Regions from separate parts of the Homo sapiens genome. Here region 1 is linked to region 2. The links are chromatin loops, found by intact Hi-C in ENCODE. Cell type or tissue: body of pancreas. All regions are shown on one strand. Links, peaks and the distances in the headings refer to the core of each region. The heading gives the core; the rest is flanking DNA.

Region 1 (12,531 bases), core at 6,179-8,678, 590 kb after region 2:
TCAGCACTCTGTTGAACACTTTGAACTTTTCCTACTCCCACTAAGGATGTAGAAGTTAATTGCAGGGGCCAGGATGGGGGCCAATTGTTTTTAGATATTACTGACACATCAGCTCCCATATCCATAAGCCCATAGAACTTTTTTCCTTTAATTTGCACTGTACAGGTGGGTCGATTAGAAGCTATCGTTTGGGGTAAATTTCCCTTCTGGTTGTACTCCCAAATCCTTGATTCCCTCATTTCTCCTTATGTGGAGAAGGGTAATTTGCAGGCAATAGGCAGTAGTTGTATATTCTCCTGGTTCAAAAACCCACAGATCTTGTGACATTACCACTACTTGAATTTCTCCTTCATGATCAGAGTCAATTCCTGGGACTATAGTAATGCCCTGTAAGTTGAGACGGCTTCTACCCAAAATTAATCCCATATATCCTGTTGGCAAAGGACTCCAAATGCCAGTGGGAATTTTAGTGGTTTTTGTCTCCTCTGACTAACGTAACCCATTCTCTGACTGGGAGAGCTATTCCTGCGCTTCCAGGTGTTCCTGGGGAGAGGGAATCAATGTTCCTCCGGAGATCCACCCCTGAAGTCGGGTTGTGGCCTGGATGGGGAATGCCCTCATTGTTTGAGGGGCCTGGGTCCAGGCCCCCTTCTCATTTCCCAATGTGGGCGGTCCCATTCTGATGAAATTGTGAATGGCATTGATTAGCCCAATGATTTCCTTTATTGCAATGAGGGCAAAGTCCTGGCGTTTTTTTCTGTTGGGGGTAGGGTACTGCATTATAAGATCCCTTCTGCCCAGAGGTCTGATGGCACTCCTTTTTGAAACGTCTGATTTTTCCACAATTATAACATTTTCCCCTTTTAGAGTTTGACCCTTGGCCCTTTCTAGATTTGGCCACTAATAAATTAGCCGTTGCTTGAGCTAACATTGTAGAGCGATGAAGCTCAGTTCCCACATTTTGACAGGCTTTGAGAAAATTTCCTAAGTTTTTTGTACATCTTACAGAAGCCAGTGCACGTTTACAATCCTCATTTGCATTCTCAAAAGCTAAAGTTAAAGTTAGCATCTCTGCAGCCGCGGTATGAGGAATCTGACACCTCACTGCCTCTAGTAATCATGCAAGAAAATGTGCAGAGGGCTCCTGCAACCCTTGCATGGCACGTAAAAAAGATTGTATTGGGACCCCCTTCCTCTGGAATTGTGGCCAACGTGTGTTTAGCGGCCAGTGCACACTGCTGATAAGCAGCTTCTGGGAGTGCCATTTGATGTTGCAGGTCTGAATAAGGGCCATTACCCAACAGCATATCCTCTGTAATGTCCCTGTGTCCAGCAGCACGATTCTGTCTAGCCTGGTCTGCACACAGTTCTTGCCAATTTAAATTCCATGTCAGGTATGAACTAGCAGACAAACAAGTGCAGGCCAAATGCTTTACATCAAAGGGTGGAAGGCGCATAGCACCAAATACAGATTCTAGCAATCCTAAAGTAAATGGGCTCTGTACTCCATTATTCAGTACATGAGCTTTTAATTCCTTCAACAACTTAAACTCTAGTGGGGTGTGTTCATGAATAAACTGCTGTGGATTATTTGGATCCAGCCTTATAGAAATAGGAAAAGCACAAGGTTCGAAGGGCTCTCCAGCTATGGCAGCAGAGCGTAGAATTCTTTGTTTTGGGGTCTCTATTTCTGTTACTGAAGGAGACAGTACACGTGTGTCCACTACTGGAGGGGGCGGTACAGGCCAATTTTCATCCTCCCTCTCCTGTTTATTATTTCAATGGGCGCTGTTGGAGGGACAAAAGATTCTTTTGAAATTTGAGATTCAGAACATGGCTCCTGCTGTCCGGCAGAATAAGAAGGAGACAATGGCAGGAGGACAGTATGGAATAAAGTCAAAACAGAAGGATCAACTTTAAGACCTTTTTGATAAGCCTGTTTTAATCCTTCCCCTACACTGTCCCAATTTTCCGCATCGAGATGCCTGTCTGTGGAAACCATGGGTTATGCATAACAACCTCCTGCAGCAGCTTAGTGTTTGAGAACTAACCTGAGCACCAGATTGTTTAAGTAAAACTTTAAGCAACTGCACATAATGTTGCTCCTCAGTTGACAAATTCTGCCCCACGTTACCCTGATTCACAAACTTCCCACTCCCAGTATCTCTTTAGGGCACTGACCTTATATCCTCTGCCAGCAGATTTGTCCTGGGGTTTCTCACTCATCTGGTCAGTTTCAGTTTCTCTGCTCCAGCAGATCTTCTTCCTTCACGTCCCTGATTAGGCACCACTTGTGGCTGTTGGTTTGGGACTGAATGAAGGAGGACAAACGCAGAAATGAAGACAAAGACAAAAGGATCTGTTTTAAGGAAGGGGTCAGGGGGCTCCTTGCTTCTAGGGAATAAGGGCCCTGAGCTTCTACAGCCCTTCGTATTTATTAGGTAGAATCGACAGGGAGGACGAGGCAACGGTTGATCAGCTGCTTGATTTATCACAGGCTCACATAATTGCTTTCTTTATACAACAGGCTCCAGATGTTCCTATAGATAACCACAAAGAACACTTCACCTACGGCATGACCATCCTCAGCATTCCTTCTGGCGGCAGATGCAGTTGTCAGCTTGCCCACATCCTGCATCCATGAGAACAGTTTGCTGTTTGCTCATATAGCCTCCAGTGGTATACTGAGTTGGTCACAACCCTCATTCTTTCGGCCTCCAACACACAAACATGGGGACGGTCACCAGAGTGGATTTCCTGGTATTGGACCAACAGTGAGATGGAGGCAAAGAGCTGCCCACGGTCAAGACATGCCTACGGCTTCTCCCTCATGTGTGTGCCTGTGGGTGGCCAGAGCCCCACTTGTTCGAACACAGTGGCCACTCTGGGGGCAGCAGCAGGGTGTCTCATCTCTGTGGATGAATGAGCGGATGCTGGAGCAGACCCTTGCTTTGAGGGGGTGGGCAGTTACAGGGAAGGGCTGCTCCAGCAAGTGGATTTGGAGGGGCTGCCCAGGAAGAGGAGGGAGCCAAAGCCACTGGAGCCTGAGTGCACTGTCACCTCATGGTTGAGGAGCCCCCAGGCCATGTCTGGCCACAGGCCCTGCAGATAGGGCCTTTGGCTTCTCCAGGGGTCCTGCTACTTGTGACATACTGACCACTTCCTCACACAGGCCACATTCAGTTTCTTGACCCCCATTTCTTTTTTTTAAGACAGAGTCTTGCTCTGTCGCCCAGGCTGGAGTGCAGTGGCGTGATCTCGGCTCACTGCAAGCTCCGCCTCCCAGGTTCACGCCATTCTCCTGCCTCAGCCTCCCCAGTAGCTGGGACTACAGGTGCCCGCCACAAGGCCGGCTAATTTTCTGTATTTTTAGTAGAGACGGGGTTTCACCGTGCTAGCCAGGATGGACTCGATCTCCTGACCTCGTGATCTGCCCGTCTCGGCCTCCCAAAGTGCTGAGATTACAGGCGTGAGCCACCGCGCCCGGCCATTGACCCCCATTTATTTATTATTTGTTTGTTTGGTTGTTGTTTCTATTTTTTCCTTTGCATTTTTTTAAGTTTATTTTTTAATTCTCTTCTTTTTTCTTGTTTCGCTTTTGGCCATCATTTCTTCCTTCTGTTCTTTCTTATTCTTGTTTTGCAGAGACAAGATAATTGGAACTAAGAATTATAAGGTGGTCTGGGCATGGCAGCTCAACTTACTGGAACCCTGGAATTGGAGACCATCCCGGCCAACCTGGTGAAACCCCGTCTCTACTAAAAATACAAAAATCAGCCTGGCAGCCAGGCGCGGTGGCTCACGCCTGTAATCCCAGCACTTTGGGAGGCTGAGGCGGGTGGATCACGAATTCAGGAGATCAAGACCATCCTGGCTAACATGGTGAAACCCCGTCTCCACTAAAAATATTTTTAAAAATAGCCAGGCATGGTGGCAGGCGCCTGTAGTCCCAGCTACTCGGGAGGCTGAGGCAGGAGAATGGTGTGAACCCAGGAGGCGGAGCTTGTAGTGAGTGGAGATCACGCCACTGCACTCCAGCCTAGGGTACAGAGCGAGACTCCATCTCAAAAAAAAAAAAAAGAAATCAGCCCAGCATGGTGGCGGGTGCCTATAATCCCAGCTACTTGGGAGGCTGAGGCAGGAGAATCCCTTGAACCCGGGAGATGGAAGTTGCAGTGAGCTGAGAACATGCCACTGCACTCCAGCCTGGGTGACAGAGCAAGACTCTGTCTCGAAAAAAAAAAAAAAAGACCAGGCGCGGTGGCTCACGCCTGTAAACCTAGCACTTTGGGAGGCTGAGGCGGGTGAATCACCTGAGGTCAGGAGTTCGAGACCAGCATGGTGAAACTCCATGTCTACTAAAAATACAAAAAAATTAGCAGGGCATGGTGGCACACACCTGTAATCCCAACTACTCGGGAGGCTGAGGAAGGAGAGTTACTTGAACCCGGGAGGTGGAGGTTGCAGTGAGCTGAGATGGCACCACTGTACTCCAGCCTGTGCAATGGGAGTGAGACGCCATCTCAAAAAAAAAAAAAAAAAAAAAAGGCCGGGCGTGGTGGCTCACGCTTGTAATCCTAGCACTTTGGGAGGCCGAGGTGGGCGGATCACGAGGTCAGGAGTTCGAGACCAGCCTGACCAACATGGTAAAACCCTGCCTTTACTAAAAATATAGAAAAATTAGCCAGGCGTGGTGGTAATCGCATCTACTCAGGAGGCTGAGGCAGGAGAATCGCTTGAACCCAGGAGGCGGAAGTTGCAGTGAGCCGAGATTGTGCCACTGCACTCCAGCCTAGGCAACAGAGTGAGACTCTGGTCTCAAAACAAACGAACAAACAAAAACGTAAATGTGGGCATTGCCATGGAAACAGATTTCTCAAAAAACTGATATCTCAACAGAACCCCAGAAACAGCTGTTTCCATCCTAAATGCCAAGTCACCAAATTATTTACATACAGAAAGTTCTGGGAAGCTTCTAATGTCAAGCTACGCCATGAGAAATAAGGGCAGGCCCACAAACCTGGCTCGGTGAACTCTGGCCCCTCTGAGGCCAGCCAGGAGGAGCACACAGATCTTCTAAGCTTAGGGTATTCAAAGCCAAAATTCAGGCTAGTCACAGTGGCTCACACCTTAATCCTAGCACTTTGGGAGGCTGAGGCAGTGGATTGCTTGAGGCCAGGGGTTCAAGACCAGCCTAGCCAACATGGCGAAATCCCATGTCTACTAAAAATATAAAAATTAGCCAGGTGTGGTGGCACACGTCTGTAATTCCAGCTACTCAGGAGGCTGAGGCAGAAGAATTGCATGAGCCTGGGACACAAAGGTTGCAGGGAGCCGAGATGGCGCTACTGCACTTCCATGCCCACTCCAGCTTGCATGTCTCAGAAAAAAAAAAAAAAAGGAAGAAAGAAGGAAAAAAGAATAAGGCCTACTTTAAGAGATACCAAGTGAAATTTAGAAGACAACAAGAGGGTAAAACCACATTACTATGCTCGGAAATGCTTGGTGATAAAGGATAAAAATAAATACAACACATCCAAATACAGGATGATCGTGTGTGCAACAAACAGAGATATCATTTGTCAGATTGCTTATGCCTGTGTAGAAGGGAATATGATAGGCCGGGCATGGTAGCTCATGCCTGTAATCCCAACACTTTGGGAGGCCAAGGTGGGCAGATCACGAGGTCAGGAGTTTGAGACCAGCCTGACTAACATGGTGAAACTCCGTTTCTACTAAAAATATAAAAATTAGCCAGGCATGGTGGCGTGTGCCTGTAATCCCAGCTACTCAGGAGGCTGAGGCAGGAGAATCACTTGAACCCAGGAGGTAGAGGTTGCAGTGAGCCGAGATCGCACCACTGCACTCCAGCCTGAGCGACAGAGCAAGACTCCATCTCAAAAATATAAAAAATAAAGCAATAGGGCGTGGTGGCGTGCGCCTGTATTCCCAGCTACTCAGGAGGCTGAGAGGGATCACTTGAGCCCAAAGGTTTGAGGCTACAATGGGCTATGACTGTGCCACTGCATTCCAGCCTGGGCAACTAAGGGAGACCCTGTCTCTCAAATAAAACAAACAAACAAATTAATAAAGCAATTGTTTTCAGCAGGGATGATTAGGGTGAGGCTGTGGTCAATATTCAAAAATATATACTTTCCTCACCTTCATTATAATGGCAACTATTAGAAACATCAAGCCAGGTACCGTGGCTCATGCCTGTAATCCCAACACTTTGGGAGGCCGAGGCGGGCGGATCACAAGGTCAGGAGTTTGAGACTGGCCTGGCCAACATGGTGAAACCCCGTCTCTACTAAAAATACAAAAATTAGCCGGGCGTGGTGGCCGGCACCTGTAATCCCAGCTACTCAGGAGGCTGAGTTAGGAGAATTGCTCGAACCCGGGAGGTGGAGGTTGCAGTGAGCCGAGATCACACCACTGCACTCCAGCCTCGGTGACAGAGCAAGACTCCGTCTTAAAAAAAAAAAAAAAGAACTATTAACACTCAGAAATAAGTGCTGATGATAATGTGGAGAAATTGAAACTCTTGTGCACTGTTGATGGGAATGCAAAAATGGTGCAGCTATTGTGGAAAACAATATAGTAGTTTCTCAAAAAAGTAAAAGCAGAAACACAGAATTACGATATGATCTGGCAATTCCAGGTACTAGGCAAAAGAATTGAAAGTAGAGTCTCAGCCAGGCACGGTGGCTCATGCCTGTAATCCCATCATTTGGGAGGCCAAGATGGGCGGAGCACGAGGTCAGGAGATCGAGACCATCCTGGCTAACATGGTGAAACCCCGTCTCTACTAAAAATACAAAAAATTAGCCGATCGTGGTGGCGGGCGCCTATAGTCCCAGCTACTTGGGAGGCTGAGGCAAGAGAATGGCGTGAACCCGGGAGGCGGAGCTTGCAGTGAGCCGAGATCGCGCTACTGCACTCCAGCCTGAGAGACAGAGCGAGACTCTGTCTCAAAAAAAAAAAAAAAAAAAAAATTAGCTGGGCGTGGTGGTGCGCACCTGTAGTCCCAGCTACTCGGGAGACTGAGGCAGGAGAATCGCTTGAACCTGGGAGGTGGAGGTTGCAGTGAGCCGAAATCGGGCCACCGCACTCCAGCCTGGGCGACAGAGGGAAACTCCGTCTCAATAAAAAAAAGAAAAAAGAAAACGATTGTCTTTGCTTTACTCTTTCCTCGGTGCTTCTCCTCCACCCAAAGGAACAGATTGTCTTTTTACTCCTAGAGGCGTACAGCGGACCCTCATTCCATAATTCACCCCCTTTACAGGCTATGAGGCACAGGAAATGGAATAGGTTCATTCGTAGTTCAGAGGGAAGAGGTCAGGCCTTGGAATCAGAACCTCCTTTGAACCCTGGCTCCACCTGGCGGCAGCTGTTGGAAGTAAGCAAGTGAGGGGTTCATCTGTGAAGCTGGGATCATGCTACCTATTTCACAGAAATGTCATGTGAGATTTAAATGCATTACCTGTGTCAAGTATGGGGTCTATGGTAGGCAGTTATTTCCAAAGGGTTATCTGAGGGAGATAGAGCTTGGCCAACAAGAAGGCTGCTTCCTAGTATGTTCTGCTATCTCTAAGCAGTGAGACACACTACAGTATACATTCTTGGAGAAGCCTTGAAGGTTGATGATCATGTTCTTGGGATGCAGCGGCCGTGGTGACCAACATAATAAGCCTCAGCATTCGCATTGTAATTGAGCTCATTCAAGCAAAGCTATCTTCAGTAGGGACTGTCCCGTCTAGAGAGCATGCACATTTTCATTTTACCCGTCCTCAAACTGATCCTTTCCTCATTATAATAGTAAAAACACACCCCTGGGTGGAGATTTAAGATGCTGAATGACGAGGAATGAACAAGCATGTACAGCTACTGTGCATGTGCACCCAGAGGACCACCCAGAACAAGCTTACTAGTGACACCTCTTCCCATCCCCTTATGAATAATCGTGTAAGACTCCCATAAAGGGACTCTTCCTAGTGTCAGTCTTTGCTGTCTCATCCTTACCAGCAGCCCGCCCAGAATCCTCACGCTCTCAGGATGTCCTGTCTATTCTGCACCTAACTTTTTTTTTTCTTTGAGACAGAGTCTCGCTCTGTCACCCAGGCTGGAGTGCAGAGATGCGATCTCACCTCACTACAACCTCCGCATCCCGGGCTCAAGCAATCCTCCCACCTCAGCCTCCCGAGTATCTGGGACTACAGGTGTGTGCCACCACACACAGCTAATTTTTCTATTCTTAGTAGAAACGGGTTGCCCAGGCTGTGGCATCTAACTTACAAAATATTTTTTCTTTTGCAATAAATTACTATATGCTACACTTTTTTTGTTGTGTCTCTTGTCTAAATTCTTTTAAACCAAGAAGAACAGATATCACAACAGCCATCAATAGAAGTACAGTCAGCTTCAGTGTTCCATTCCTTGGCTATTAGGGTATCTCCCATTTCCATCACTCTCTCAGGCTGATTCATTTAGACTTCTAGAAGATATTACCCTCAATCTGGATAAAAAAACTGAGATCCCAACTCGTGCTACTGTGTGTGTGTGTGTGCGTGCATGTGTGTGTGTGAGAGAGAGAGACAGAGACAGACACAGGGTCTCACTCCATCGCTAGGCTGCAGTGTAGTGGTGCAATCACAGTTCACTGCAGCCTCGACTTCCTAGGGTCAAGTGATCCTCCCACCTCAGCCTACCAAGGAGCTAGGACTACAGGCATGCACCACCATGCCCGGCTAATTTTTGCATTTTTTGTAGGGACCTGGTTTCATCATGTTGCCCAGGCTGGTCTCGAACTTCAGGGCTCAAGTGATCCTCCTGCCTCAGCCTCCCAATCCCTGGGATTAAGGCATGAGCCACCGTGCCCGGCCCATTCTAATCTTTTTAAATGACTGGCACAGGAAACACTGATCTTCACCTTGGAGGGATTCCAGGCATGGACTGACCTTCACAACTCTCCCACTCCAACCAAAAGCAATGTACCTAAAGCTTCAAACACTTAAAGTCATCTTTGGGCCCCTTTCCAAAGAGCTTATGTTTCCTTGAGAATTCCCATTTACAAAGCAAACTTAACCTCTGCTCCTCACTGGCAAGAGAGCCTTTCTGCTTTAATTTCCAAGGATAATAATTTCTCCCTCTTAGGGTTGTCACGAAGATTAAGTGTGATAATTAAAGGGACCCTCTTTAAAAAGAATGTGGTACAAGACCTGAGTTCAGTTATATGCTAAACAAAATATAGCTTTCCTCCCTACCTGTACTTTGCAGCCCTCTCTCTCTGTATCATTCACAGGGAAAGGGGTGAGTGAAGAAAAGATTTTAGTTGTGTTACATTTATTTATTTATTTATTTATTTATTTATTTATTTATTTAGAGGCAGAATCTCACTCTGTCGCCCCGGCTGGAGTGCAGTGGTGGGATCTCGGCTCACTGCAACCTCCGCTTCCCAGCTTCAAGTGATTCTCCTGTCTCAGCTTCCTGAGTAGCTGGGACTACAGGTGCATGCCAACACGCCCAGCTACTTTTTGTATTTTTAGTAGAGATGGAGTTTCGCCATGTTGGTCAGGCTGGTCTCGAACTCCTGACATCAGGTGATCTGCCCATCTCGGCCTCCCAAAGTGCTGAGATTACAGGCGTGAGCCACCGTGCCTGGCCAGTTGTGTTACTTTTAGAAACCCATTGATATACAAATAAATAAACAAAAAAGAAGAAGGAAATAGAAACCCACTGTTATATTCCTCAAGCCTGGAAGAAGCCTGGTGCCACCTGGAATCTAAGAGAATGGAAATGCCTAGAAAAGGTACTGAAATTGCCCCAGACAGTTTCTGTAGTGGGAGATCTTTGCAAATGATAGGCCCTGAGAAGTCTGACTTGAGGCATACAAGGGTTCTCTTGTCTCAACAGGATCTTTTGGAACCTTCCTTCTCCTTGGGATCCCCAACTTCGGATACCACAGATCTCAGCTTTTTTTGTCCCATCCAAGAGACAAGGTGGTTGGCCAGGCATGGTAGCTCACACCTATAATCCCAGCACTCTGAGAAGCTGAGGCAGGCAGATCACAAGGTCAGGAGTTCGAGACCAGCCTGGCCAATATGGTGAAATCCCGTCTCTGCTAAAAATACAAAAATTAGCTAGGTGTGGTGGCAGGAGCCTATAGTCTCAACTACTTGGGAGGCTGACGCAGGAGAATCGCTTGAACCTGGGAGGCGGAGGTTGCAGTGAGCCGAGATCGCCCCATTGCATTCCAGCCTGGGCAACAGAGCAAGACTCTGTCTCAAAAAAAATTAAAAAAATTTAAAAGGTGGTTTGGACCTCTTAGATCCTGAGGGAGAAGAAATTAGGCAGAGCAGGTGTAGGAGACCCAGAGGAAGTCCCTGGTGGAAGAGGGGAACAACTCTGACAGGTCCTCAACTAGGAAGTTGGGGATACTTATCGAACTTTTTTTTCCTTCTTAAGAGCCAGGGTTTCACTCTGTTGCCCAGGCTGAAGTGCAATGGCATGATCATAGCTCTCTGTAACCTCAAATTCCTGGGCTCCAGCCATTCTCCTATCTTGGCTCCCCAAAGTGCAAGGATTACAGGCCCGAGCCAACACACCCAGCCAAAACTCTAAAATTTAAACCTTTATTTTAGCCTCAAGCAAGTATTCTGGACCTAGAGACACTGAATTGAAAGAAAACCCTCATTAGGAACTAGGCCTCATTATCTTGCCTTATGTATTATTTTTCTCTTGTAACAATATTGTGAGTATAATAATTATATTGTAATGTATTACTGTGTTAAAAGCATCAGTTTCTTAAATGCAAACACTAAAAATATATAGCTATTTTTGTATTCCTCTTTTGCTTTTGTTGTGTATGGACATGGGGTCTCACTGTGTCACTAGGCTGGGGTGCAATGGTGCAATCACAGCTCACTACAGCCTCAAACTCCTGGGCTCAAGAGATCCTCCCGCCTCAGCCACCTGAGGAGCTAGGACCACAGGCGCCCGCCACCATGCCCAGCTATTTTTTTTTTTTTTCATTTTTGTTTTGTTTTGTTTTGTTTTATTTTTTGAGATGGAGTCTCGCTCTGTCGCCTAGGCTGGAGTACAGTGGCGCAATTTCAGTTCACTGCAACTTCCACCTCCCAGGTTCAAGCGATTCTTCTGCCTCAGCCTGTGGGATTAGAGGCTCCCATGACCATGCCTAGCTAATTTTTGTATTTTTAGTAGAAACAGGGTTTCACCATGTTGGCCAGGCTGGTCTCCAACTCCTGGCCTCAAGTGATCTGCCTGCCTGAGCCTCCCAAAGTGCTGGGATTAGAGGCATGAGCCACCGTGCCCAGCCTCGTTTGGTTTTTTATTTTTTAAATGTTTGGTTTTTTTATTTTTTTATTTTTTTTGAGACAAAGTCTCGCTCTGTCGCCCGGGCTGGAGTGCAATGGCATGATCTCGGCTCACTGCAACCTCCACCTCCCGAGTTCAAGGGATTCTCCTGTCTCAGCCTCCCAAGTAGCTGGGATTACAGGCATCCACTGCCACGCTGGGCTAATTTTTTTGTATTTTTAGTAGAGAAAAGGTTTTTACCATGTTGGCCAGGCTGGTTTCAAACTCCTGACCTCAAGTGATCCGCCCGCCTTGGCCTCCCAAACTGCTGGGATTACAGGTGTGAGCCACCGCGCCCAGCAATATTTTATTTGCTTTTGTTTTTGTTTTTTTGAGACAGAGTTTCACTCTTGTTGCCCCAGCTGGAGTGCAATGGCACGATCTTGGCTGGCTGCAACCTCCACCTCCTGGGTTCAAGCGATTCTCCTGCCTCAGCCTCCTGAATCTCTGGTATTACAGGCGCCTGCCACCACGCCCAGCTAATTTTTGTTATTGTTAGTAGAGACGGGATTTCGCCATGTTGGCCAGGCTGGTCTCGAACTCCTGACTTCAGGTGATCCACCTGCCTTCACCTCCCAAAGTGCTGGGATTACAGGCGTGAGCTGCTGCGCCTGGTGTGTTTGAGTTTATACTGGGTAGGGAGTCATGGTTAACGCCTATAATCTCACCCAGAGTCTGAGATGGGAGGCTCCGTTGAGTCCTGGAGTTCGAAACCCCGTCACTACAAAAAAATATATATAAAGAAAAAAAAATTAAGCGGGCGCGGTGTGGCACCTGTGGTCCCAGCAACTCGGGAGGCTGAGGTGGGAGGATCACTTGAGCCAGGGAAGTCGAGGCTGCAGTGAGCCAAGATCACGCCGCTGCATTCTAGAATGGGCGACAGCCTAAAAAAAGTCAGCCTTAACAATAACAAAAAAGACAATGGCTAGGGCCCCTCCCAACCTTTCATGCCCTACCCGGAGCCCCTGCGCGGCCCTTACATTTAAAAGCCCCTTTGGGAGGCTGAGGTTGGCGGATCACTGGAAGTCAGGGGTTCAAGACCAGCCTGGCCAATATGGTGAAATCCCGTCTCTACTTAAAATACAAAAATTAGCCTGGCGTGGTGGCGGGAGCCTGTAATCGCAGTTACCCTGGAGGCTGAGGCAGGAGAATTGCTTG
Region 2 (12,531 bases), core at 4,316-6,815:
GGGAACCAGGTCCTGCCATCCTGCCTTCCTGAAGTGTCTTCCAAGGGACCTTCTCGGGATAAAAGGAAGGTGTCAAACTGCAAAGGCACGAGGCTGCTCTGTAGAGGCAGTTGGGGAGGGCAGGAGTATGCTCTTCCATTGGTGGAGTGGCTAGAAGGTGCCATCCTCCTAATGGCCCGCCAGTTGATACATGTGCCCTATCATTTGCTTCCTGTGGGGGCTGGGGGGCGGTTCCAGCAAGCCTTGCCTAGAATTGGCCAATTAGAATCCATTGGTGACTTGATGGACAGCTATGTTTCAGGGACAGGGCTCAAAGAAAGAAAAGGAGAGGGGAAATAAGAGCAGGTGCAGGGCCGGGCGTGGTGACTCACGCCTGTAATCCCAGCACTTTGGGAGGCTGAGGCGAGTGGGTCACCTGCGGTCAGGAGTTCGAGACCATACTGGCTAACATGGGGAAACCCTGTCTCTACTAAAAATACAAAAATTAGCCAGGCGTGATGGTGGGAACCTGTAATCCCAGCTATTCAGGAGGCTGAGGCAGGAGAATCGCTTGAACCCGGGAGGCAGAGGTTGCAATGAGCCGAGATCTCGCCACTGCACTCCAGCCTGGGCGACAGAGACTCTGTCTCAAAAAATAAATAAATAAATAAATAAATAATAAAATAAAAAAAAAACAGCAAGTGCAGTGGTTCAGGCTGGAATCCCCGCACCTCAGAGACCGAGGTGGGAGGATCACTTGAGGCCAGGAGTTCAAGACCAGTTTGGGCAACATAGTGGAACCCCTGTCTCTACAAAAAATTAGAATAATAGGCCGGGCACGGTGGCTCCCGCCTGTAATCCCAGCACTTTGGGAGGCCGAGGCGGGCAGATCACGGGGTCAGGAGATCGAGACCATCCTGGCTAACACGGTGAAACCCTGTCTCTATTAAAAATACAAAAAATTTAGCCAGGCGCGTTGGCGGGCGCCTGTAGTCCCAGCTACTCCGGAGGCTGAGGCAGGAGAATGGCGTGAACCTGGGAGGCGGAGCTTGCAGTGAGCCGAGATGGCACCACTGCACTCCAGCCTGGGCGACAGAGCGAGACTGTGTTTCAAAAAAAAAAAAAAAAAGAAGAAGAAGAAGAATAAAATAGTCCAGTGCAATGACATATACCTGTGGTCCCAGGTACTTGGAAGGATGAGGCGAAAGAATGGAAAGAATTGCTTGATCCCAGGAGTTCAAGGCTGTAGTGAGCTATGATCATACCACTGCACTCCATCCTGGGCAACAGAGTAAGACCCTGCCCCCCCAAAAAAGTAGTCCTAAGTAATTATTGATTTAAAAGGCGGTGTAGGATAAAAGGTAAAGAAGGCCATTTCTACTGTGGGTGTACATGGACTTCAAATTCAGAGTCCACAGATAATCAAAGAAACATTTCACTTCCCTATTGCTGAAATAAAGAAACAAATAAAGAAACACACTGTATGGCTCTGTTTACATCAAATTCAGAAAAGCAAAACATCTATCATGAAAAATCTGAACAGCGTTTAACTTGGGGAAGGTATTGACTGGGAGGAGACCCCAGGGAACCTTCTGAAGTGTTGGAAATGGCCTTATATTGATCACCAGTGTATACATATGTAAACATTCTCGAGGCATCCTCTTAAAATGTGTGCCCCTTAAGTGAAGCTGCAGTTTTTAAAATTCTAAATTTAGGCTCTTCCTTTCTCTGAATGATGGTGGGCAAAGCCTTTATGGGCCTCAATTTCTTCATCTGTGAGGTTGGGTTAATAATTAGTGTCACATCATTAAATGCTGCTTAGACTACAGGTCAGACATTGATCTGCATTCTCTGACTCTAAAAGAAAAAAAAAAGGCCAAGTGTGGTGGTGCACACCTGTAGTACCAGCACTTTGGGAGGCCAAGGCAAGAGGATCACTTGAGGACAGGAGGTTGAGGCTGCAGTGAGCTTTGATCACGAGACTGCACTCCAGCCTTGGGCCACAGAGTGCGACTCCGTCTCTAAAAAAATCAATTAAGGGCTGGGCGCAGTGGCTCACGCCTGTAATCCCAGCACTTTGGGAGGCCAAGGCGGGCAGATCACAAGGTCAGGAGTTCAAGACCAGCCTGACCAACATGGTGAAACCCCATCTCTACTAAAAATACAAAAATTAGCTGGGCATGGTGGCATGTGCCTGTAATCCCAGCTACTTGGGAGGCTGAGGCAGGAGAATCGCTTGAACCTGGGAGGCGGAGGTTGCAGTGAGCTGAGAAGCCGAGATCACGCCACTGCACTTCAGCCTGGGCGACAGAGCGAGACTCTGTCTCAAAAAAAAAAAAATTTAATTAAAAATATCAAGTCATTTATCCAAAGCAACCTTGTGGGTAGGGATTATTACTGCACCTCTGTTTTACAGATCAGAAAACAGAGGCACAGAGAGGTTTGGTAACTTGTCCAAGGTTAAACAGTCAGGAAGTGAATAAAAATTTTTTAAAATCATATTTTCTGAATTTATTTGTCCCTATAATGTTAGGCAGATATAGAAAACATAAACTTATTTTCCTAAGGAACTGAAAGGCTTTTTTAAAAAGGAGGGAAAAAACACCACTGAATACAATTTAGACATCCTCATTCATATTTTCAGAACTTATCCTTCTCCTCCTCCTTCCTCTCTTTTTTTTTTTTTTTTTTTTTTTTTTTTTTAGATGGAGGTTCGCTCTTGTTATCCAGGTATCCAGGCTGGAGCGCAATAGCGCAATCTCAGCTTACCGCAAACGTCGCCTCCCAGATTCAAGCGATTCTCCTGCCTTAGCCTCCCGAGTAGCTGGGATTACAGCCATGCGCCACCACGCCTGGCTAATTTTGTATTTTTAGTAGATATGGGGTTTCTCCCTGTTGGTCAGGCTGGTCTCGAACTCCTGATCTCAGGTGGTCTGCTCACCTCAGCCTCCCAAAGTGCTGGGATTACAGGTGTGAGCCACTGCGCCCGGCTTCTTCCTCATATTCTTTTGAGACAGGGTCTCACTCTGTTGTCCAGACTGGAATGCAATGGCATGATCCTACCTCATTGCAGACTCAAACTTCTGGACTCAAGCAATCCTCCTTAGCCTCTGCCTCAGCCTCCAGAGTAGCTGGGACTACAGGTGTGCACACAACACTCAGCTAATTTTTGTATTTAAAAAAAAATTTTTAGCTATGTTCTATGGAAAGGAATCTTTGTACTTTTTATAGAGATGGGGTCTTGCTATGTTGCTCAGGCTGGTCTTGAACTCCTGGCCTCAAGCAATCCCCTTGCCTTGGCCTCCTAAAGTGCTGGGATTACAGGCATGAGCCACCATGCTCGGCCAGTGTTTGCTTCTTTAGCTACTTTATTTTCTTCCCTCTGGATGGGACTCTGAAAATTAAAAGTTAAACCAAGAGCGGCCAGGCATGGTGGCTCACGCCTGTGATCCCAGCACTTTGGGAGGCAGAAGGGGGTGGATCACCTGAGGTCAGGAGTTCGAGACCAGCCTGGCCAACATGGCGAAACCCCATCCCTACTGAAAATACAAAAATTAGCCAGGTATGGTGGTGCACATCCGTAATCTCAATCACTCAGGAGGCTGAGGCAGGAGAATTGCTTGAACCCAGGAGGCGGAGGTTGCAGTGATCCGAGATGGTGCCACTGCACTCCAATCTGGGCAACACAGCAAGACTTTGTCTCAAAAAAAAAAAAAAATATATATATATATATATATATATGAAAAGATCCTGAGCTGGGGTCTGAAACCAGGCAGCCTGCCCTGCTATTTGCCCAGCTCCTGCATAGCTCATTGTGAGGACTAAATCATGCCAATGCATAGAAACTACAATACTTCACACGGTAGCCAGTAGCCAGTTACTGTCATTCTGAGCACCCACTGTATGCCAGGCACCAGGCTGAAATACTTTATATACATGTTCCCGTTTAATCATCTATGCCACCTTACAAATAACTTCCTCATTTTACTGCTGAGAAATCTGAGTCTCAGAAAAGTTGAATGACATGCTTCAGACCATACAGTACATGACAAAATCGGTAAATGTGACCGCTGCCTTCCAAGTCTGGAGAAAAGGAGGCGAAGAGAGGGGAAGGCATGAGGGGAGGAGAGAAGGTGGGAGAGGGAAAAAGGGGAAGAGAAGGGATGAGAGTAGGAGAGGCAGAAGGAGTGAGGAGGAGTAGCACCCCTCTGCAGTTATTTTCTTTTTCTTTTTTTTTAAATTTGAGACAGAGTCTCACTCTGTCACCCAGGCTGGAGTGCAGTGACACAATCACAGCTCACTGCAGCCTCCACCTCCCGGGCTCAAGTGATCCTTCCACCTCAGCCTCCTGAGTAGCTGGGATGACAGGCGTGCACCACCACACCTGGCTAATCTGGGGAGGTTTTTTTTTCTAGAGATGGGATCTTGCTATGTTGCCCAGGCTGGTCTTCAACTCCTGGGCTCAAGCGATCCTCCTGCTTCAGCCTCCCAGAATTCTGGGATTACAGGCGTGAGCCACTGAGTGTGACCAGGGATGGTCATTTTCCTCTGCACCTGTGCTTACCCTAGACAAGAAAATGTGGAAGGGAGGAAAGTTTACAGGCCATGAGCTGGTTAGAGTCAGGCCCGAGTCTCACTGGAATCTGGACTCTCTCCTACATTTCTTCCTTTCCTTGTCGATTTCTTCTTGTTGAGAGCAAAACAGTCCAAGGCTGCACAGGCTTGTCTGAGAGAGAAAATATGAGAGGAGAAAATTGTGGTTTTGAGCAATGGCTTTAAATTTTTTTAATAGTGACCCACAAGAGATATCTTTTATTTTATTTCTTTATGTATTTATTTTTTGTTTGTTTGTTTTGTTTTTTTGAGACAGAGTCCCACTCTGTTGTCCAGGCTGGAGTGCAGTGGCACAATCTCAGCTCACTACAACCTCCACCTCCTGCGTAAATGATTCTCCTACCTCAGCCTCCCAAGTAGCTGGGATTACAGGTGCATGCTACCACGCCTGGCTAATTTTTGTATTCTTAGTAGAGACACCATATTGGCCAGGCTGGTCTGAACTCCTGACCTCAAGTGAGCTGCCCGCCTTGGCCTACCAAAGTGTTGGGATTACACACGCCTGTAATTTTTGTAAAATACAAAAAATTAGCTGGGCATGGTGGTGGGTGCCTGTAGTCCCAGCTACTTGGGAGGCTGAGGCAGGAGAATGGCATGAACCTGGGAGACAGAGCTTGCAGTGAGCCGAGATCACGCCACTGCACTCCAGCTTGGGCCACAGAGTGGGACTCTGTCTCAAAAAAAAAAAAAAAAAAGTGTTGGGATTACAGAGGTGAGCCATGGCGCCCAGCCGAGATATCTTTTATTTTGTGACTGCAGTTCATGCACCCACACGTTGAATGGAAAACCTTTGCACAACACATTCTGACTTACTATATGCAGTGCCCTGTGGAATTTTCTAGACCATTTTTCCACCAAATATTGATCATGACCCATTAAGCCAATTTCACTGCCCACTAGTGGCTAAACAAGCCAAGCGGGAAAAATCTTGGTTTGGAGAGCAGTGTTTCTCAATTTTTCTTTCATTATTGTTCCCCTAAGGAGCCCTTTTTACACTTTTTTTTCTAATCGCTGCCTATCACGAAAGTTTAATAACACAGATATATTTATGTCTATTTACATATATCTTTTCCATATTAAAAAGAGTAAGTTTTTTGCCCCCTTGGGGGCGATATTATACCAGTTGAGAAGGCATCATTGTCCTAATGCTCATTTTCTGAGCCGCCTTTATTTATTTATTTACTTATTTATTTTATTTTATTTTATTTTTTTCAGATGGAGTTTTACTCTTTTGCACAGGCTGGAGTGCAGTGGCACGATCTTGTCTCACTGCAATCTGCCCCCGCTGGGTTCAAGCGATTCTCCTGCCTCAGTCTCCCAAGGCGCCCACCACCACACCCAGCTAATTTTTGTATTTTTAGTAGAGACGGGGTTTCACCATGTTGGCCAGGCTGGTCTCAAACTCCTGACCTCAAGTGATCCACCCGCTTTGGCCTCCCAAAGTGTTGGGATTACAGGCATGAGCCACCGTGCCCTGCCTCTGATCCGCCTTTATACACATCAATCCCAACATCCAATGAGATAGGATTAGTTCCATTTTGCAAGTGATTAAGTGGAAGCTGAGAGGTTATATTAATTATTGAAGATTGAAATGGCTGGCAATTAGACTGGGAATCCAGAAACTTACCAATATCCTAACTCAGCCTCTAGCTTCTCCAAACCTTTGTTTCCCCACAAAAAAAAACCTCAGTTATGGTCAGTTATGGGTGTTTTTTGTTGTTGTTATTGTTGTTGTTGTTTTTCTCTATTTGACCTAATAAGAGCAAACATTAGGCCAGGCACAGTGGCTCACACCTGTAATCGCAATGCTTTGGGAGGCCGAGGTGGGTGGATCATGAGGTCAGGAGTTTGAGACCAGCCTGACCAACATGGTGAAAGCCCATTTCTACTAAAAATACAAAAAAAATTAGCCAGGCGTGGTGGCACACGCCTGTAATCCCAGCTACTCAGGAAGCTGAGGCAGGAGAATTGCTTGAAACTGAAAGGCAGAGGCTGCAGTGAGCCGAGATCAGACCACTGCACTCCAGCCTGGTGACAGAGTAAAACTCCGTCTCCAAAAGAAAAAAAAAGCAAACATTTATAGAGCATTTACTAGACATCCGGCAGCAATCTAAGCCCTTTATATATATTAACTAACATAATATCCACAATAATCTTAAGACAGACATACTGGGGTTTTTGTTTTGTTTTGATTTTTGAGACGGGGTCTCTCATTTTGTCTCCCTTGATGAAGTACACTGGTACGATTAGCTCACTGTAACCTCAAATTCCTGTGCTCAGGGGATCCTCCTGCCTCAGCCTCCCAAGTGGCTGGGACTACAGGCTCTCAGGCTCATCACTACCAGCTTATTTTTTAAGTTTTTCCTACAGATGGGGGTCTCGATTTGTTGCCCAGGTTGGTCTCAAACTCCTGGCCTCAAGCATTCTCCTACCTTGGCCTCCCGAAGTGCTGGGATTATAGGCACAAATCACGTGTCAGGTGAGACATACTCTCAGTCACTGTTCGGATGAGGAAATTGAGGCACAGAGAGGTTGTGTGGCTTGCTCAAGGTCATGCAGGTAGAAAGTGGCACAAGCGGGGATTTGAACCAAGTAATCTGATTTTCAGAGCACAGGTTGTGCGTTTTGTTTTGTTTTTCACCATGTATTATTTTTTGAGATGGGGTTCTCACTCTGTTGCCCAGGCTGGAATGCAGTGGTGCCATCTCAGCTTCCTGCAACCTCCATTTGCCAGGCTCAAGTGATCCTCCTGCCTCAGCCTCCTGAGTAGCTGGGACCATAGGCAAGCCACCACCATGCACGGCTAATTTTTTGTATTTTTGGTAGAGACAGGGTTTCGCCATGTTGCTCATGCTGGTCTCAAACTCCTGAGCTCCAGCAATACGCCCGATCCTCCTGCCTCGGCCTCACAAAGTGCTGGGATTATAGGTGTGAACCACCATGGTTAGCATGAGCTAACCATGTCCTTTTTTTTTTTTTTTTAACTCTGTCTCCCAAGCTAAAGTGCAGTGGTGCGATCTCAGCTCACTGCAACCTCCGCCTCCCAGGTTCAAGCGATTCTCCTGCCTCAGCCTCTGGAGTAGCTGGGATTACAAGTGTGTGCCATCACACTTGGCTAATTTTTGTATTTTTAGTAGAGATGGGGTTTCACCATGTTGCCCAGGCTGGTCTCAAACTCCCGACTTCAAGTGATCTGCCTGCCTCACACCTCCCAGAGTGCTGGGATTACAGGCATGAGCCACAGTGCTAAACTAACCATGTACTTTATTTTCTTTCATTTGAGATGAAGTTTCGCTCTTGTTGCCCAGGCTGGAGGGCAATGGTGCGATCTCGGCTCACTGCAACCTCCGCCTCCTGGGTTTAAGCTATTCTCCTGCCTCAGCCTCCCGAGTAGCTGGGATTACAGGTGCCTGCCACCACACTCGGCTAATTGTTTGTATTTTTTTTAGTAGAGACAGGGTTTCAACCTGTTGCCCAGGCTGGTCTCAAACTCCTGACCTCAGGCGATCTGCCTGCCTTGGCCTCCCAATGTGCTGGGATTACAGAAGTAAGCCACTGTGGCTACCATGTACTTTAAAAGGAAACTTTTTATCACTCTGGAAAATAGAAAACCAGTACCACCTGTGATAAACAGAAGGTAACAAAAAATATACAAAATGAAAACACATTTTATAACATTCTAGCTAGATACTATGGGCAGCTGCTCATTCTGAACTGGAGGCTGGCTCTCTCCTTGTTCAAAAAAGAAAGATCAGGCCGGGCGCAGTGGCTCAAGCCTGTAATCCCAGCACTTTGGAGGCCGGCGGGCGGCGGGGGGGTGCGGATTAACTAAGGTCAAGGGTTCGAGACCAGCCCCTGGCCAATATGGTGTAACCCCATCTCTACTAAAAATATAAAAATTAGCCGGGCGTGGTGGCATGCACCTGTAATCCCAGCTAGTCAGGAGGTTGAGGCAGAAGAATTGCTTGAACCCAGGAGGTGGAGATTTCAGTGAGCCAAGATCGTGTCACTGTACTCCAGCCTGGGCGACAAAGCAAGACTCCATCTCAAAAAAAAAAAAAAAAAAAAAAAAAAAGAACAAAAAGATAAGCACAGAGAGAAAGGTGTTAAAGGGTTTCTGGCAGCAAATTGAGAGTTTCTCCTGCAGTAATCAGAAGCGTTGAAAGGGAATTGGAAAGAGAAAGAGAGTAGCTTGTTCAGGGTGTGTGTGTGGTGTGTGTGTGATGTGTGTGGTGTGTGTGTGGTGGGGTGTGTGTGGGGTGGGTGTATGGGGTGTGTGTGTGGTGTTTGTGTGTGTTTGTGTGTGTGGTGTGTGTGTGTGTGGTTTGTGTGTGTGGTGTGCGTGGGTATGGTGTGTGTGGTGTGTGGTGTGTTTGTGTAGTGTGTGTGGTGTGTGTGTGGTGCATGTGTGGTGTGTGTGTATTTGTGTGTGTGGTATGTGTGTTTGTGTGGTGTGTATGGTGTGTGTGTGTGGTGTGTGTGGTATGTGTGGTGTGTGTGTGTGGTGTATGTGGTGTGTGTGTGGTGTATGTGGTATGTGTGTGGTGAGTGGTGTGTGTGTTTGTGTGGTGTGTGTGTGTATTTGTGTGTGGTATGTGTGTTTATGTGGTGTGTGTATGGTGTGTGTGTTGATGTGTTTGGTGTGTGTTTGTGTGTGTGTGTGTTGTGTGTGTTTGTGTGTGTGGTGTGTGTTTGTGTGTGTGTGTGTCTTCTTGCTGACATACCACCTAAAATAAACCCAAGATGGGATGCACCACATACTCTGAACCCTTGTCGGGTGGTCAATGGGTGTTCAGGACATCCCAGCAGAGGAAGGGAGACACACCAGCCTGTCCTGGCCTGGGTGTGCAGCCAGAAAGCATGGGGCCAGGCTGGGCAACACAGTGAGACCTCCTCTCTACAAAAAGTCAAAAAAATTAGCTGGGCGTGGTGCTGTGTGCCTGTAGTCCCAGCTACTTAGGAGGCTGAGGTGAGAGGATCGCTTGAGCTAGGGAGGTGGAGGCCACAGTGAGCCATGATCGCGCCACTGCACTCCAACCTGGGTGACAGAGGGAGACCCTGTCTCAAAAACAAAACAAAAACAAACAAAACATAGAGCATTAGGCAGTCCACCACGTGTGGAGGGGCAGTGCAGGGCAGGGGTATAGGAGGGCCCATCCAAGCCTCTGTGACTTTGGCCACCATCTTTCCTTCCCCTAGCCTGTCTCCCCAGGTGAGTTTCACCCCCAGGCAGTCCTTAGAGACCCGCCACCCAATTTACCCTTGGCCTTGAGTTTACCGTTCTCTGTTCTTCCAGGTTCTGCCGCCCACAGGCTGTTTCACTCATCCTCTCCACCGGGTGCCCTGCGGAGGTGTGCAAGTGTGATATCATCAAAGGCTGTGAATAAGTAAACAATAAGTGGCCAGAAGTGGCCTGTTTCCCACATGATACCCAGGGAAGGGTCCGATTCCCCCCGCCTGGGCTCTGGGGCAAGTCCTGGCTGGCGTGCCAGAGCATTTATTATTTAGTATTTTTACTTACCTGTCCCAGGTTAGGGACTGTCCCAAGCAATGCCAGTCCCACCCTCTATCTGCACACCAGAAAAAGCTGAGGGCACAGCAGGTGATTGGAGTCAGACAGCTAAGGGTCCAATCCCTTTCTTCTCACATAGACTGGCTGTGTGACCTTGGCCAAATTTCACAACCTCTCTGAGCCTCCACTGAGCACACACCAAGTCCCATTGCCAGGCCTAAGTCCTGCTTCTGCCAGTCACTAGCCTGGCATCCTTGTGCAAGGGATTCAACTCCTCTGAGCCTTGGGCTCCTCATCAATGAAACAGCAGCACCTCTACCTGGGGCTGCTGGGGTGATTAAATGAGATCTGTGTAAAGCACAGTTGCTATACACATACGCATTGTGATATTCATTAATAGTCATTCAAAATGTATATATTTAGAGATGAGATCTCGATCTGTCGTCCAGGCTGGAGTGCAGTGGCATGATCATGGCTCCCTGTAGCCTTGAACTCCTGGGCTCAACTGATCCTCCCTCTTCAGCCTCCTAAGTAGCTAGAATTACAGGCATGAGCCACCATGCCCTGCCTGTTGTGTCATCTGTCTGTCTGTCTGTCTGTCTGTCTGTCTGTCTATCTATCTATCTATCTATCTATCTAGCGCAATCTCGGCTCATTGCAACCTCTGCCCCCAGCGGTCAAGCAATCTTCCCACCTCAGCCTCCTGAGTAGCTGGGGCTACAAGCATGTGCCACCGTGCCTGGCTAATTTTTGCTTTTTGGTTTTGGGTTTTTTTCTTTTTTTGAGATGGAGTCTTCCTCTGTCACCCAGGCTGGAGTCCAGTGGTGCAATCTCAGCTCACTGCAACCTCTGCCTCCCAGGTTCAAGCAATTCTCCTGCCTCAGCTTCCTGAGTATCTGGGATTACAGGCACGTGCCGCCATGCTCGGCTAATTTTTGTATTTTTAGTAGAGACAGGGTTTTACCATGTTGGCCAGGCTGGTCACGAACTCCTGACCTCAAGTGATCCGCCTGCCTCGGCCTCCCGCAGTGCTGGGATTACAGGTGAGAGCCACCACACCCAGCCTAATTTTTGTATTTTTTGTAGAGACTGGGTATTCATCATGTTGGCCAGGCTGGTCTCAAACTCCTGACCTCAGGTGATCCACCCGCCTCAGCCTCCCAAAATGCAGGGATTACAGGTGTGAGCCACTGTACGTGGCCTATAATTTTTTTTTTTTTTGAGATAGTGTCTCACTCTGTTGCCCATGCTGGAGTGGAGTGGTGTAATCATAGCTCACTGTAGTCTCAAACTCCTGGGCTCAGCCCTGGCGTGGTGGCTCACGCCTGTAATCCCAGCCCTTTGGGAGGCCAAGGCGGGTGAATTACCTGAGGTCAGAAGTTCAAGACCAGCCTGGTCAACATGGTGAAACCCTGTCTCTACTAAATATACAAAAATTAGCTGGGCGTGGTGGCGGGTGCCTGTAATCCCAGCTACTTAGGAGACTGAGGCAGAAGAATCGCTTGAACCCAGAAGGCAGAGGTTGCAGTGAGTCAAGATCGCACAACTGCACTCCAGCCTGGGCAACAAGAGTGAAACTTCGCCTCCAAAAGAAAAAAAAAAAACCACCACCAACAACAACAAACAAAAAAACTCCTGGGCTCAAGAGATTCTTCCACCTCAGCTTCCCAAGTAGTTGGACCATAAATACACATGAAAATTAGAAAACATGCATGTCTAATTTTTCTTTTTTTTTTGTAGAGATGGAGTTCACTATGTTTCTGAGGCTGGTCTTGAACTCCTGGGCTCAACCGATCCTTTCACCTCAGCTTCCCAAAGTGCTGGGGGATTGCAGGCATGAACCACTGCACCTGGCTATATATTTTAATGAGCCTTCATTCTATGCCATGTGCCTTGCATACATTTTCTCAAATAATCACAGAAAGCCCTGCCAGTCCCTGAGGGTTATCCCCACTTTCCACATGAGTACAACTGAGGCTCAGTGAGGTCAATTGACTTGTCCAGGGTTGCACAGATATACTGTGGCAGAACTAGAATTCAAATCCAGATCTTTCCTGGTTCTAAAGGCTTTTTTTTTTTCTCGCCCAGGCTGGAGTTCAGTGACATGATCTCAACTCACTGCAACCTCTGCCCTCTGCCTCCCCAGTTCAAGTGATTCTCCTGCCTCAGCCTCCCGAGTAGCTGAGATTACAGGCATGCACCACCACGCCCAGCTATTTTTTTTTCTTTTTGGGGGCGGAGTCTCTGTCTGTCACCCAGGCTGGAGTGCAGTGGTGCGATCTTGGCTCACTGCAACCTTCACCTCATGGGTTCCAGCAATTCTCCTGTCTCAGCCTCCCAAGTAGCTTGGATTATAGGCACCTGCCACCATGCCCAGCTAATTTTTGTATTTTTAGTAGAGATGGGGTTTTGCCATGCTAGCCAAG

The links. Hi-C counts contacts between places; a loop is a spot of excess contacts. Peaks named below come from ENCODE experiments on the same cell type or tissue, not always from the same donor. Only the 100,000 strongest peaks of a DNase experiment are listed, where the experiment ranks them.
Region 1: a loop joins it to region 2, with 2.9 times the contacts of the local background. A loop is called at or near these places in 7 of 110 quality-filtered maps.

Annotation. Positions count from the first base shown.
Region 1 is chr16:30,621,559-30,634,089 of GRCh38, forward strand. No RefSeq gene overlaps it. Among named protein-coding and RNA genes, the nearest start is that of ZNF689, 17 kb to the left of the region's middle. RefSeq lists an enhancer at 11,908-12,531. In body of pancreas, for the core only: a CTCF peak has its summit at 7,371 (motif pointing left); a DNase peak (open chromatin) is centred at 7,363; H3K27ac peaks cover 321 bases.
Region 2 is chr16:30,036,452-30,048,982 of GRCh38, forward strand. It overlaps a transcript of TLCD3B not described here. Among named protein-coding and RNA genes, the nearest start is that of TLCD3B, 11 kb to the left of the region's middle. RefSeq lists a silencer at 12,194-12,394. In body of pancreas, for the core only: a CTCF peak has its summit at 5,707; no DNase peak of the experiment used is centred there.